Regions from separate parts of the Homo sapiens genome. Here region 1 is linked to region 2. Evidence: chromatin loops called from intact Hi-C (ENCODE). Cell type or tissue: heart right ventricle. All regions are shown on one strand. Links, peaks and the distances in the headings refer to the core of each region. The heading gives the core; the rest is flanking DNA.

What was found. Peaks named below come from ENCODE experiments on the same cell type or tissue, not always from the same donor. Only the 100,000 strongest peaks of a DNase experiment are listed, where the experiment ranks them.
Region 1: a loop joins it to region 2, with 2.4 times the contacts of the local background. A loop is called at or near these places in 19 of 110 quality-filtered maps.

The regions. Positions count from the first base shown.
Region 1 is chr14:102,148,383-102,155,389 of GRCh38, reverse strand. The region is part of intron 1 of WDR20 (WD repeat domain 20); the gene reads right to left. Among named protein-coding and RNA genes, the nearest start is that of WDR20, 12 kb to the right of the region's middle. In heart right ventricle, for the core only: no CTCF peak of the experiment used is centred there; no DNase peak of the experiment used is centred there; H3K27ac peaks cover 990 bases.
Region 2 is chr14:102,206,166-102,213,172 of GRCh38, reverse strand. It overlaps WDR20 (WD repeat domain 20), which reads right to left. Exons shown (of 3, transcript NM_144574.4): 3 at 2,646-4,570. The coding sequence ends at 3,293. It overlaps LOC105370677 (a long non-coding RNA gene), which reads left to right and starts at 4,567. Exons shown (of 2, transcript XR_944228.2): 1 at 4,567-7,007. In heart right ventricle, for the core only: a CTCF peak has its summit at 3,772; no DNase peak of the experiment used is centred there; H3K27ac peaks cover 695 bases.

The DNA.
Region 1 (7,007 bases), core at 1,699-4,198, 57 kb after region 2:
GGCTCCAGATGAAAGAAAACAGCAGTCAATTAGCAAGTCACATGTGAGAGATAGTAGAATGAGTCAGTTGCAGCCCTTTGGTATATCCTTGTATAACTAAAAGAAATATCTTACATTTGACAGTACCTTACCATTTCTGAAAGAGTGTTTATATAATTATCTCACTAATCCTAAAAAAACAGTGAAGTAGGCAGGACAGATATTCTCATCTCTATTTACAAAAAATGAAACCCGAGGCTCTGAGAGGTTAAACAACCTGCTCAAAGTCACACAGATCATCGTACAAAAGGCAAAATATGCACTGTTGGAGCAATCTCAACCTCTAAAAAGGCTCCAAACATGAGTTGGTCTATTTTAAACTCAGAACTGCTGGGATGGCAGCTTCAGGTTAATGCAGGGAGTAAAAGCTGGACAAAGTCACAAGTCTTTGTCCTATCAATTATTAATAATCCTATCAATTATTATCTATGTCCTTGAATCCATTTCTTCTTCCATAAAGTAGGAACAATAACAATAAATGACTGCCTGACCTTACCTCCCATAAAGCTCAACTAAAGTGCTCTATGTAAATGCTTTATAGACTGTGAAGTTATCATTCTCACCAATAATCAAGGATAGCATACAAACAAAAAGGCAACAAAGTATACACTCATTTATTCATTCAATAAATATTTCAGTGCCTGCAACATGCCAAGCACTGTTCTAGGTACCGAACAGGGGATACAATGATGAATAAGACAGAAAGGCTTATTCATGCTCTCAGGAAGCTTATGTTCAATAAGGAAGGTGAAAGAGACAGACAAATGCATACATAAGTAAACATGACAATACCAGTGCTATGGTCTGAATGTTTGTGTCCCCTCAAAATTCATTTGTTGAAACCTCATCAGCAATGTGATAATATCAGGAGGTAGGGGCTTCTGGGTGATTAGATCATGGTGGTGTGGCTCCCATGGATGGGACTGGTGCCCTTATAAAAGAGGTCCCACAGAGCTGCCTTCCCCCTCCACCATGTGAGGACACAGTGAGTAGACACCAACCAGAAAGAGAGCCCTCACCAGATAATGAATCCGCCAACACCTTCATCTTGACTTCCCAGACTCCAGAACTGTGAGAAATACACTTCTGTTCTTTACAGGCTACCTAATCTATGGTATTGTGTTACAGTAGTCTGAGAGACTAAGACAACCAGTAGTAAGTAGTATATGAAAGATTTTTTCTTTTTTTGAGACAGGGTCTTGCTCTGTAACACAGGCTGGAATGCAGTAGCATGAGCACAGCTCACTGCAACCTCAAACTCCTATGCTCAAGAGATCCTCCCATCTCAGTCTCCCCTGGAACTACAGGTGCGTGCTACCACATCTAGCTCATTTAAAAAAATTTTTAACATAGTGAGACAAGGTCTCAAACTCTGGGCCTCAAGCAATCCTCCTGCTTCAGCATCCCAAAGTGCTGGGATTATAGGCATGAGCCACTGTACCCAGACAAAGGGTATTTAAAAGAGTGATATTACTGAAGGTGGCCAATAGCTACCACAAATCGATGGTCAAGAGTAGGTTCTCTGATGGATGGTGACATTTCAGCTGTGATCTAAACAGCAAGAAGGAGCCAGCAATGCATAAAATAAGGGAGGTGAGCATTCCTAGTAGAGGAAGCAGTTAGTATAAAGAGGTTCTAGGGAGGGCACAAGTTGTACTAGCAAATCTCATCTAGCAGTGTATTAGGCTGTTCTTCCATTGCTACAAGGAAATACCTGAGACTGGGTAATTTATAAAGAAAGAGGTGGCCGGGCGCGGTGGCTCACGCCTGTAATCCCAGCACTTTTGGAGGCTGAGGCGGGCAGATCATGAGGTTAGGAAATCGAGACCATCCTGGCTAACATGGTGAAACCCCATCTCTACTAAAAATACAAAAAATTAGCCAGGCGTGGTGGTGGGCGCCTGTAATCCCAGCTACTCCAGAGGCTGAGGCAGGAGAATGGCGTGAACCCAGGAGGCGGAGCTTGCAGTGAGCCGAGATCACACTGCTGCACTCCAGCCTGGGTGACAGAGCAAGACTCCATCTCAAAAAAAAAAAAAAAAAGAAAGAGGTTTCACTGGCTCATGGTTCTGCAACCTCTACAGGAAGCATAGTGCTGCCATCTACTCAGCTTCTAGTGAGGCCTCAAGAAGCTTTCAATCATGGCAGAAGGTGAAGGGGGGGCAGGCACTTCACATGGAGAAAGAAGGTGCAAGAGGGAGACAAGGAAGTGCCACACACACTTTTAAACAGCCAGTTCTGGAGAGAACTCGTACTCACTAGCGTGAGGGCAGCACCAAGTAGATGGTGCTAAACCATTCCTGAGAAATCCACCCCTTGATCTAATCACCTCCCACCAGGCCCCACCTCCAATACTAGGGATTACTAATCAACATGAGATTTGGGCAGGGACCAGAGCTCCCAATGAGACTCCTAGTCCTGTGCTTACTGACAATATAAGTCCCTAGCTTATTGTTAAGCACTCTGGTTCTAGGGTTGAACAGAACTGGATTCAAACCCCAGGACAATGGCTTATTAGTTTTATAACCTATGCAAAGTATCCAGTTGCTACAAATCTCATTTTCTCACCTGTAAAATAAGGATACTAATAGTGTCTACTTTATAAGATTATTTGCAAAGATTTAACGAGATCATGGGGCCAGGTACGGTGGCTCACGCCTATAATCCCAGCACTTTGGAAGGCTGAGGCAGGTGGATCATATGAGGGCAAGAGATCCAGGCCATCCTGACCAACATGGTGAAACCCCGTCTGTAGTAAAAATACGAAAATTGGCCGGGCATGGTGGCACACGCCTATAGTCCCAGCTACTCGGGAGTCTGAGGCAGGAGAGTTGCTTGAACCTGGGAGGCGGAGGCTGCAGTGAGCCGAGATCACCCCACTGTACTCCAGCCTGGTGACAGAGCAAGACTCTGTCTCAAAAAAAAAAAAAGAGAGACCCTGCATAATCTGTTAGCACAATATCCATAATTATCCATAATCCACACTATTATTAACATGATTAATATGTTATTAATAATGTCAGCTATTACTATTATTATGTGATCTCTTAAATCTTGCTGTCTTTCTTATCAATACTTCCAGGGATGTTCAGATCATTTCTTTATATCCGAGAGGAAGAAAAAGAGTACTCATGGGCCAGGGTTCAGTGGCTCACACCTATAATCCTACCACTGTGGGAGGCTGTGATGGGAGGATGATATCAGGTCAGGAGTCCAAGACCAGCCTGGGCAACATGGTGAAACCCTGTCTCTATAAAAAAATACAGAAATTAGCCGGGCATGGTGCCTATAGTCCCAGATACTCAGGAGGCTGAAGTGGGAAGACCCCTTGATCCCAGGAAGCGGAGGTTGCAGTGAGTTGAGATCGTGCCAGTGCACTCCAGCCTGGGCAACAGAGCGAGACCGACCCTGTGTCCAAAAACAAAAAAAGTAAAAATTAGCCAGGTGGGTGTGGGTGGTAGCATGCTCCTATAGACTCAGCTACTTGGAAGGCTGAGGCAGGAGGATTATTTGGGCCCAGAAGGTTGAGGCTGCAGTGAGCCATGATTGTGTCACTGCACTCCAGCCTAGGTGACAAAGTGAAATCTTGTTTCATTAAAAAAAAAAAGAAAAAGGAAAAGAAAAGAGTACCCATGTCATATCTCTTCTATAAAATATTTCCTGGCCCAGCATGGTGGTTCATGCCTATAATCCCAACATTTTGGGAGGCCAAGGAAGGAAGATCGTTTGAACCCAGGCAAGACCAACCCAGACAACACAGCAAGACCTCGTCTCTACCAAAAAAAAAATTAGCCAGGCGTGGTGGTGCACACCTGTAGTCCCAGCTACATGGGAGGCTAAGGTGGGAGGATGGCTTCAGCCCAGGAGTTCAAGGCTGCAGTGAGCTATGATTGAGCCACTGCACTCCAGCCTGGGCTACAAAGTGAGACCCTGTCTCAAAAAAACAAAAACAAAAACAAAAACAAAAAAACACCTCCTAATTACTTTTTAGCCTACTATTTCCCACTCTCAGGAATCACATCAGTATCAGTCATAGTTCGTTTTTTGACAGAAAAGCTCGTGTAAGAGGCCTAGGCACAGGCCTTGGGTTTAACATCAGGCTCTACTGTAGCCCTTCATTATCCGTGGACACACTACAATCTCTCCAATGACAAAAAAAAAAAAAAAAAAAAAAAAATTCCCCAATGGATGGTTTTGAAGAGAAAATAAAAAGGCTATAAACTTTAAAGAGTTATGCATTTATCCTCTCACCAACTGTACACAGCACCTATTAATAGGCAATGTTCAGTTCTGAATGCCTTTTAGCAGCTGCCTTATCATTGCTGGTTTACTTATCTGTCTCACCACTAGACTGTAGGCACTTTGGGCCAGGGACTATGTCTTATTTATCTTTGGATCCACAGGTCCAATAAATGTTAGTTGAATGAATAAGCCCTTGATTATTCCATTGGACTGTGAACTCTTTGACAGCAGAGATTCTTAACAATATAGAGCAGGCACTCAGTAAGTCCTCTTAGAATGAGTGTGTGAATATCATGTCCGTCCTTGGTTAGATGATACTCTTAAGGTCAGGGCCCATACCTCATACTTCTTTGATTTCCCAAAGTCTGGCATACTGCTTTTCACACAAAAACTACTCAAATATTTATTAAATGAAATATTAAGGCAAGACAGAGCTCTAAAGCAGAGATCCAAGTAAGTAAAGAGAATGAGCACCTGTACAAGTTTTACTGTAGCAGAACAAAAAAGGGTAGTAAAAGGGTAAGCTGGCTGTGAGTCAACTAAAGAAAAAAACAGCTTCATGGCAGAGCAATAATCTACAATGCGGTAACTAAGATGTTAAAATATTCCCTCTTACTGAATTATTCTTACTTTTTTTTGAGATGGTCTCATTCTGTCGCTGAGGCTGGAGTGCAGTGGCTCAATCACAGTGCAGCCTCGACCTCCCCACCCTGGGCTCAAGCAATCCTCTTACCTCGGCCCCGAGTAGCTGGGACTACAGGCGCACACCACCACACTCAGCTAATTTTTAATTTTTGTAGAGATGGGGTCTCACTATGTTGTCCAGGCTTGTTTCCAACTCCTAGCCTCAAGAAATCCTCCCACCTCAGCCTCCCAACGTGCTAGGATTACAGGCGTGATGTAATCCTATGCCAGGCCTGATTCTTACTTTGTAAATATAAAATCCTTATAAATTCCTTCCTCATGAATGATTCTTGCTTCTTTCTTATAAAACCTATATATTTAAGCTATTTTCCTATTGATACAAAGCAAGATAAGCTGTAACACAAACTGATTTGGCATGTTTTTAGAATAATATATCTACTTTTTAAAAATCTACTACAAAATAGAATCGACGTCTGGGTGCGGTGGCTCATGCCTGTAATCCCAGCACTTTGGGAGGCCAAGGCGGGTGGATCACGAGGTGAGGAGTTAAGAGACCAGCCTGGCCAATACAGTGAAACCCCATCTCTACTAAAAAATACAAAAATTAGCCGGGCGTGGTGGCATGTGCCTGCAGTCCCAGCCACTCTGGAGTCTGAGGCAGAGAACTGCTTGAACCCAGGAGGCAGAGGTTGCAGTGTGCTGAGATCGAGCCACTGCACTCCAGCCTGGGCGACAGAGTGAGACTCCGTCTCAAATAAATAAATAAATAAAATAGAATTGATGACACAAAATATTTCTCAATTTACAAATTACCAACTGGCAGAGAAGCTGAAAAGTTGAGAAAAATGCTAAAAGAGCAGTGGACATCTTACGCTCAATCAGAAATAAAAATAAAGCATTTCTGAAATTAGAAATACAAGGCAACAAATTTAAAAATTTATAAAAAATATGATCTGCACACAACATTTTAGGGCAAATTATCTATTTGAAACCCAATGCAATATTCTTCTACTAGGCAGAGAAATACTTTTCCACTTCACCTTTACTCCTTAATTCCACTTGATACTTACATTGCTATGCCACATGCAGAGCACATATCCTCTACTTTGTATTATAATGATAAATACAAAATCAGCCGGGAACAATGGCTCACATCTGTAATCCCAGCACTTTGGGAGCACAAGGCAAAAGCATCACTTGAGCCCAGGAGTTCAAGGTCAGACTAGGCAACACAGCAAGACCCAGTCTCTACAAAAGAAAAAAATGTATTTATGTATGTATTTTTTGTTTGTTTGTTTTGTTTTGAGAGAGTCTCACTCTGTCGCCCAGGCTGGAGTGCAGTGGCACGATCTCAGCTCACTGCAAGCGCCACCTCCCGGGTTCAAGTATTCTCCTGCCTCAGCCTTCCGAGTAGCTGCGACTACAGGCACCCGCCACCACACCCAGCTAAATTTTTTTGTATTTTTAGTAGAGAGGGGGTGTCGCTGTGTTAGCCAGGACGGTCTCAAACTCCTGACCTCGTGATCCGCCCGCCTCGGCCTCCCAAAGTGCAGGGATTACAAGCGTGAGCCACCGCGCCTGGCCTACAAAAAATTTTTTAAAAATTATCCAGGCACAGTGGCACATGCCTGTAGTCCCAATTACTCAGGAGGCTGAGGCGGGAGGATCACTTGAGCCCAGGAGGTTGAAGCTGCAGTGAGCTATGATTGTGCCACTGCCCTCCAGCCTAGGTGACACAGTGAGACCCTGTTCCAAACACACACACACACACACACACACACACACACACACACAAAGCCAAACTCTTTAAAGACAGGAGTGTTAAATACACTTCACATCCGCCACAATAGACAGCAGTGCCTTGTATATACCAGTCATCAATAAATGCTTGATGAATGAGGATTATGATTTTTTTTTTTTTTTGAGACAGAGTCTCAGCTCTGTCACCCAGGCTGGAGTCCAGTGGCACAATTTCCGCTCACTGCAGCCTCAACCTCCCAGGCTCCAGCAATTCTCCCACCTAAGCCACCTGAATAGCTGGGGCCACAGGCGTGCACCACCACACCTGGCTAATTTTTTCT
Region 2 (7,007 bases), core at 2,829-5,328:
GCCCCATCGCAGTCACAGCACAAATCTGGCTTCTTGAATTCTGGTGAAAAAGGCCAACCCAAGGAGGGCGAGTTGAAGCTCCCCTGGCCCTGGCCTGGCACCTTCAGAAGGTGTCTGACACCGCCCAGGGACCAGCTCGCCCCCTTGCCGGGTGGGAGCGGGATTCTCCAGCCACGCAGCGTGCACCTGACTTTCGTCTGAGCCTTTCATCTCTGTGGTTTGGTACACGCTGGAACAGTGATGCTGACTGAGTATTTAACAGCCTCTTCTTGCCAAATGCTGTGTTTTATTCCACAGATTAGGTTAGAAAAGATATTCTTGCTCATAATAACGTTTAGGCTGAAAGACTGAAAAATTTCAATGAGGAAGCTCAAAGTTTGGCGAGAAAACTACAAATATTTTCCCCAAATTTCTCCTAGGGTTAGCAGCACGCATTGCACCTTACACACCTGATATCAGGAACCACCGCGGCCACCCCTCCCCAGGCCCTCCCCAGGTCTGCGGGAGCCATTACTCAGAAGCACAGCCGAGGAGAAGGGCGCTTCCCTGCCCCTCTCTCCAGTGCCCTCTTCTCAAGCTGTTGGGCACTTTTAGTTCTGGTCTTGGAGAACACCTTGCATCCTGTCCTCCTGCCTGCAGAAGTGCTCTGCCGGCTGTCAAAGAAAGGGGCAGCAGTCAGAGGGGCAGAGTGGACACAGAGTGGTGTCGCCCTGCAGGGCCTGGGCCAGCCTGGGCTGAGCCAGGGGTCAGGACATGCAGTCAAAGGCAGCCCCTCCCCAGGCTGGCACAGTGCTCTCCACTGGGCCCTGAACCCAGCAAGAGGGGCCTTGGGGAGGGCACGTAGACACAACGAAGGGGCCCCAGACAAGGTACCAGACAGACATTAAGGACAGTACACTCCTTGGCAAAAACTGGAAGAAAAAGATTGTTATCAAGCCTCAAATCCAAAACTGACAATATCATAGTGTTTAAAACTGGAGGTGGGGGGAGAAAGACACACACAGGCCTCCATACTAGACAGCACACTTCGGAGTTGTTTTCAAAGGAAACATAACCTCCTCCTCTTGCCTCTCCCACCCCTGGTTCCTATCAGCAAATGACTCCTAAGTCACCTGTCAGTGTACCCCTGCAATCCCTCTTTCATCCCAGCCACTGCGACTGAGAATTTTAAAGAAGGGGGAGAAATCAGAGAGTCCCCAGTCGGTCACGTTGGTTACTCGGGCACACACCCCCACGGCTTCCCTGTCCAGGGCAACACCTTCAGAACTGCAAGGTCGCCAGAAATGTCACCATAAATGCTACTTACTTGGGATCGGCCACTCTCTATTTAGGCCAAATACTAAGTCCTGAATTTTGAAACTGCATACTCAATGCCTCAGAAGCATTTGAAACTGAACGTTTACAACTATGTAGGTGCAAAAGTTGCACATGGAGCGTTCATCACTAATCTCTCCACATGACCCAATTTGGCCTCCAAAGCGGAAACTGTCCACAAGGATGGCTGTCATGGCTACCTTAGATCAGTTCACCTTTAGGAACAAAGGCCCGTATTCCACAGGTAGAGAGGACACGAATACTCCTAGGAGCAGTGCTCAGGGATGTGAAAGGCACAGCCAGGAGAGATGCACCTGAAGGCTGCTGTGGTTCCCAGGTGGCAGCACGCGGCCATGCCATCACACTCAACAGAAACCACTGCGTTAAGGCCCACGATGGGCACAGGGTGGATGGCGCCACCGTGACATGTTTGCAGATGGGAAGCAGGCCTGGGAACCTGGCCCGGCTTTCCTGGGAGGGCTGCGTTAAGAGCACAGGGAGCTGCTGCTTCAGCTACCAGGGTCTTTACACTGCAGAGAAAGAAAAGCCACCAGGTCTTCACTTTGCTGAATCATATTCACTACGCAAACTGGTCTAAGTGATCGTTGTCTCTATATTTAATTACAAAGGTGTACAACCTAAATGCCCAAAATGAGTTAACAAGTAAGATAACCACCATCTTGACATGGAATACATAGTTCAAGGGGCCATCTCACCCACTGGGAAAACCAGAATTTGAAAAGCAGCTCCTGGTGCAGCAGTAGAGAGTGAGGGTGAAAGACTGCGGTCTCCGGGGGAGCAGCAGAGCCTCCCACTGCCGAGGAAGCCACAGGCCACCAGGTCCTGGGCTGAGGCGCTAGGGTGGGAGCCACTGAGGACGAAGCCTACGCACATGGCCAGCGTCAGCATCCCAAGAGTAATCCCGGAACCACAGCTGCCATCCAAGAACAAGGAGAGGGGAAACCTGCACTTCCGCTTCCTCTGCGGGGGACGAAGCCCAAACGAGGGCCATGTCAGGGAGAAGTCGGAAGACTCGGGGAGTCTCAGGCTTTACGAAACAAAGCGCGGAGGAGTCACGTGCCTTTCTGACCCAATCCCCCTCCCCCACCGCACCTCCCCGCCCCCGGCAAAAAACCAAAAAACTCCTTTTCCCTTGTTGGGAAAACACACAAGCAAAGTGCATCTGAAGAAAAGGTCTTCGCTTATGTGGCAAGAGGCACTTCTGCAATGCTGTTGGCGTCCTCGGCCCGCAGTTCCCACGAACTGTCAGGCTCTGAGTGAGGTACGGGTATCTTAGTACACAGAACCTCAATCAAAGTGCTACAAACTGCTTCTTTGAAAAAAGATGTTTATTAAACAACTTTAATTGTCATAAAATGACTAAAATGGGTTTTAAAAATTAAGGCTCTTCTCTTTCTGTGGATTGCCAGAACAATGTAAAAATAATATCAATCAACCCTGCTAAACGTTTTGTTCCTAAAGTTAAATTTCATAGATTCCTAAACATTTTATGATTAAGATAAAAAATTGGACTATAAATGACAATTCATGGCCATCTGTGCTGAACACACATTGATCAGGTGTACAATATTCTAATTGAGTAGTTAAGCAAAAAATATTCCAGTTAAAGCATAAATTTTAATTTCAGCATTTTAAAGTCATTGTTTCCCCACATGGTCATGATTTTCCTAAAATTGAAATAGTCTAATACAGGAGCGCTAACCTTGGGACTCTATATACTCCCAGGAGGATGACTGACTTGGCTGGCAATTAGTTTGATTATATTTTTTTAAATGCTCTAAGGTAAATTATCAAATGATTCAGAATTACATGGCATGCAGTATCCAAAATTATGGCTCTGATGCATTGAGATTTACATTAAGAATAAGAAGTGTCATTCACATTCATTGTACACCCCACCCCTCCCACGAAAAAGAAAAAAGTCACTACCTATTCAAGTTCTAGATCTGGTGCAGCATTAAGGATTAAAACTTACCACTTTACCAGGCCTTCCCCATGTGCAAATAAATCCCTCCTGACAAGCAGTGACTATACAGTCTTCAAGAAATATTAGTACAGTCAGTCTCTCATGTGCTATCTTTTTACATATCAGCGGCTCTAACAAGGGAACATCTTCCATTCGAGGACACAGGGGCGTTCCCAGAGTTTTAGCAGGGTCCGTTTTGGTTTTGGTAACTAGATTCAGTTTGTCACTGCTCTTGCTAGAAATGTGTCCCATGCTATGATTTCGCTTGTGATCTTTCTCGTGGTGCCTCTCCTTCCGGTCATGTAGTGAAAGTGTTGCAAATTTGCTGACCCCAGAAGCAATGGCCCCGTCCATGACACTGCTTTTGCTGCCAGCATTTGAGACTGCTGAATGTGGAAGGCTGTTGGACCGTGGCAGAGGAGGCGGCACAGAGTTCCCGGGTGTTGTAACACTGTTCCCATTGCTTCCAGCAGGAGGACTCGTGGCATTCATGACATTTGTGTGTGTCCTTGCTCTTGAGAGGGGTTGGTGAGGGAAAAGGATATCTTCTGTAAGGTCCCATAAACAGAGCTGTGTGTCCTGGCCCACGGAACCAAACCGATACGTGACACTTACGGGGCGGCTGTCTGTAGAGTTCCGTTTGGAGAGCCTGGACTGTGTACTATTTGCTCGATCTCTGCCAAAATGAAGAAGGTCTTGGAAGTCCTCATCGCTGCCACTAAACTCCATAGGGTCACCTTCTTCTACACTAGTGGTATAAGGGTCAAACGCTACAACACTGACCCAGGACTTGTGCCCGTGGCCTCTGGCTATTACTCGGCAGTCTACAAAGGACCAGACTGTCACCAAGTCGTCCTCCCCACCTGTCACGATGTACTTGCCATCCGGGCTCCAGCACACACACAGCAAGCCCCCAAAGTAGCTTTTCATCGTACCGTGCAGCTCCACTGAGTCAAAGTTGAACACCCGCAGAAACCCGTCCTGGCTCACGCACGCTAAGAACTTGCCATCTGGGGAGAAAGCAAACTCGTTGAGGGCCCCCTCGCCCACCGTCCACTTAAGGAGAGGGTTCCTCGTGGATTTGCTCTTGCAAGTGTGCACGGCAAAGCTCTCTCCCTGCTTCAGAAGCTGGTAGTGGGGGGCTGTGGTGCCACAAGTGTGCTCCACATTATATAAGTACATGTTCCCACTCGAGTGGGCTACTAGGAAAAGGCTTTCCGAACCGGGAACCCATTTGACACAGGTAACTCGTGACTTGTCTATTAGTCTCTGTGAAGACAAAGGAGAACAAGTTAGCACAACGGAGAAGTCTCAAAGGTCTACTTTTCCAGCAAGAAAACTTGTGTGCTTCTCGATGGGAAGGGGCAAGTCTATCCAGGCCCTCCACATTTTATCCTGCAGTCAGCCAAGCCAGCAAGGAGCGTTTTGGCCCTTTTGGGGTAATTTAGAATTACTTTCTAAAATCGGTGTTAGGCTGCTGGCTTTCACGGAGGGAGTCAGGCAGCCAACAGATATTTGCAGAGGGGCCACTAAGTGCCAGACACGATGCCAGGCACAGGGTTCACTGCGGAGGGAACAGCCCTGCTGGGATCTTTCTTCCTTGACAGTAGGTGCATCTGAATCTGGGGGTCACTGCATCTGCATGTGGTATCCCCTCTACGAGGACCTGCAGGTGAAGCCTGTGAGTCCTCACAGCCAGGAGGGCTCTGCCTCACCCTCACGGGTTCCTCTGCCTTTACTGTCACTGTAGGTAATGGGCTGGTTCCATCTGCCCCTCTGCTCTGGCGGCTCGAAGGTGGGGAGTGAAATCCACAGTCCATGGCTGGCAGCACACACAACTCCAAAACAGAGCCTGGGCCCACTGAGGCCGCCTCACTCCCATGCACCGCCCCACGTGCATCTCCATAAGCATCTCCTCGAAACCCTCTCTGCTGGTGTTGAGAGAGATACACTGACGATTCATTCGGGAGTGTGTGTCTCATTACCATCACTCTGCTCCATATGCTAACTTTGGACCCCTGACCGAGATGTTTCTTTAACAGGCGTATGTCAGTAGTCTTGCCTTTAAAACCCAAATAACGAAGGGCAAAAATACCTGCCCCACCAAAGGCACAAGTCTCTTTCCCTGCTTGCCAATCAATCCTGTGATGGGGATGCCAGCGCAACACCTTCCACAGGGGCGGTCCCTTTCTGGACCGTCTGAGCGCAAAATCGCATCACCAGAACACATCCAGAAGTCCCAAGACTCCCAAGTTCTACCTAGAAGCTCCTACTGCCAAGTGCTCTCCACTGCACCATCGCCCCAGTAACAGTGTCCCTTTAGGAGCCCAGCAGCCCCAGGTAAGTTGAACACCACCGCTTCACCTAACAGGTGGGGAGTCCCTGACTCAAGTCTCAGAGGGGTACTGGGCACACAGGGGCAGAATCTGCCAAGAAACATGCCGACTTCTGCCAGGGTGGCTTTGAGGCCATGTGCCCGCCATGTGTGCTACATCTTTACAGAGAATTACAGAAATAAGACGACTTGATTTTTAAAAGAACGGCTGGGAAAGAAATTAATGAGCCATGCAAGCTCACTGCATGAACATTAGACCCTAGAAAGTAGGCTGCTAACAAAGGACCCCAGGCAGGAAGAACGGAGGCCTGAACGCCACACAGCATGCGGGCCCAGGGCTGGGGACCATGCATTGGGCAGTTACTCAGCAGCAGGTGTCACTGCTTACTGCCGTAAAACGGCATGGCTGGTCCTCTTAAATTAATAGGCACGTGGCAAGCCAGCCTTGGGGACACAGCCAGTATTTTCATCCCCCACCTCCTCTTTATCCTCCTGCCTGGTGACCTACCTATAAACAGCACCTGACCTGCACTAATGCCAACAACCTAAAACCCAGCGCTGCTCTGGCAGGATTTCCATTAGACCTTCGTGCAATTTTCTCAGCAAGGGGTTACAGAGATAATTTACATGGCCAGAGCAGGGCTTTTTTTTGATGGTGGAGGGAGGTGCAAGGATGATGGGATGGTGAACGGTGGATTAAGAGGCCTCCACTCCCCCATCACAGCTCTGCCAGACCTTGCTGTGCCCACTGGGCCCAGACTACCCCAGCACTCTTGATCCCACAAACACAACTGTACCTGATCGCCCAGGGCCTAAGGGTGTCTGCAGCTCGCTCCATCACTGGCCTTGTCAGGCAGGCCTACACCAGCTAACTCAGGCCTGGGAAGCCAGACTGCTGTCCTGATTTTGGTACAGTGGCTCCCAATTCCTGCACCTTACATTTCACCAGAACCAAATCAAATCCCAGTTTTTCTAGGATCACTTCATTGTTACTCTATTTACCATGTGTGGAGAAATTTCAGGACATAAAAACTTCTAGCAGCACGGTTAGGAGTAAATTTTATTTTGGGCCTTAAAAAACACAACAAAAAACTGCATGAGAACTCAAAAACTAGTATGATCAAGTAAAAACAGTATTGCTTTGCAATAGTGAGGTATGAACAGCATTTATAGCACCATTAAAAATAAATGTTACTGCAATGACAAAACACATTAAAAACCTTCACTCCCGTATTAAGAAGCTGCACTGTGGCCAGGCGCGGCGGCTCACGCCTGTAATCCCAGCACTTTGGGAGGCCGAGGAGGGTGGATCACTTTAGGTCAGGAGTTCGAGACCAGCCTGGCCAACATGGTGAAACCCTGTCTCTACTA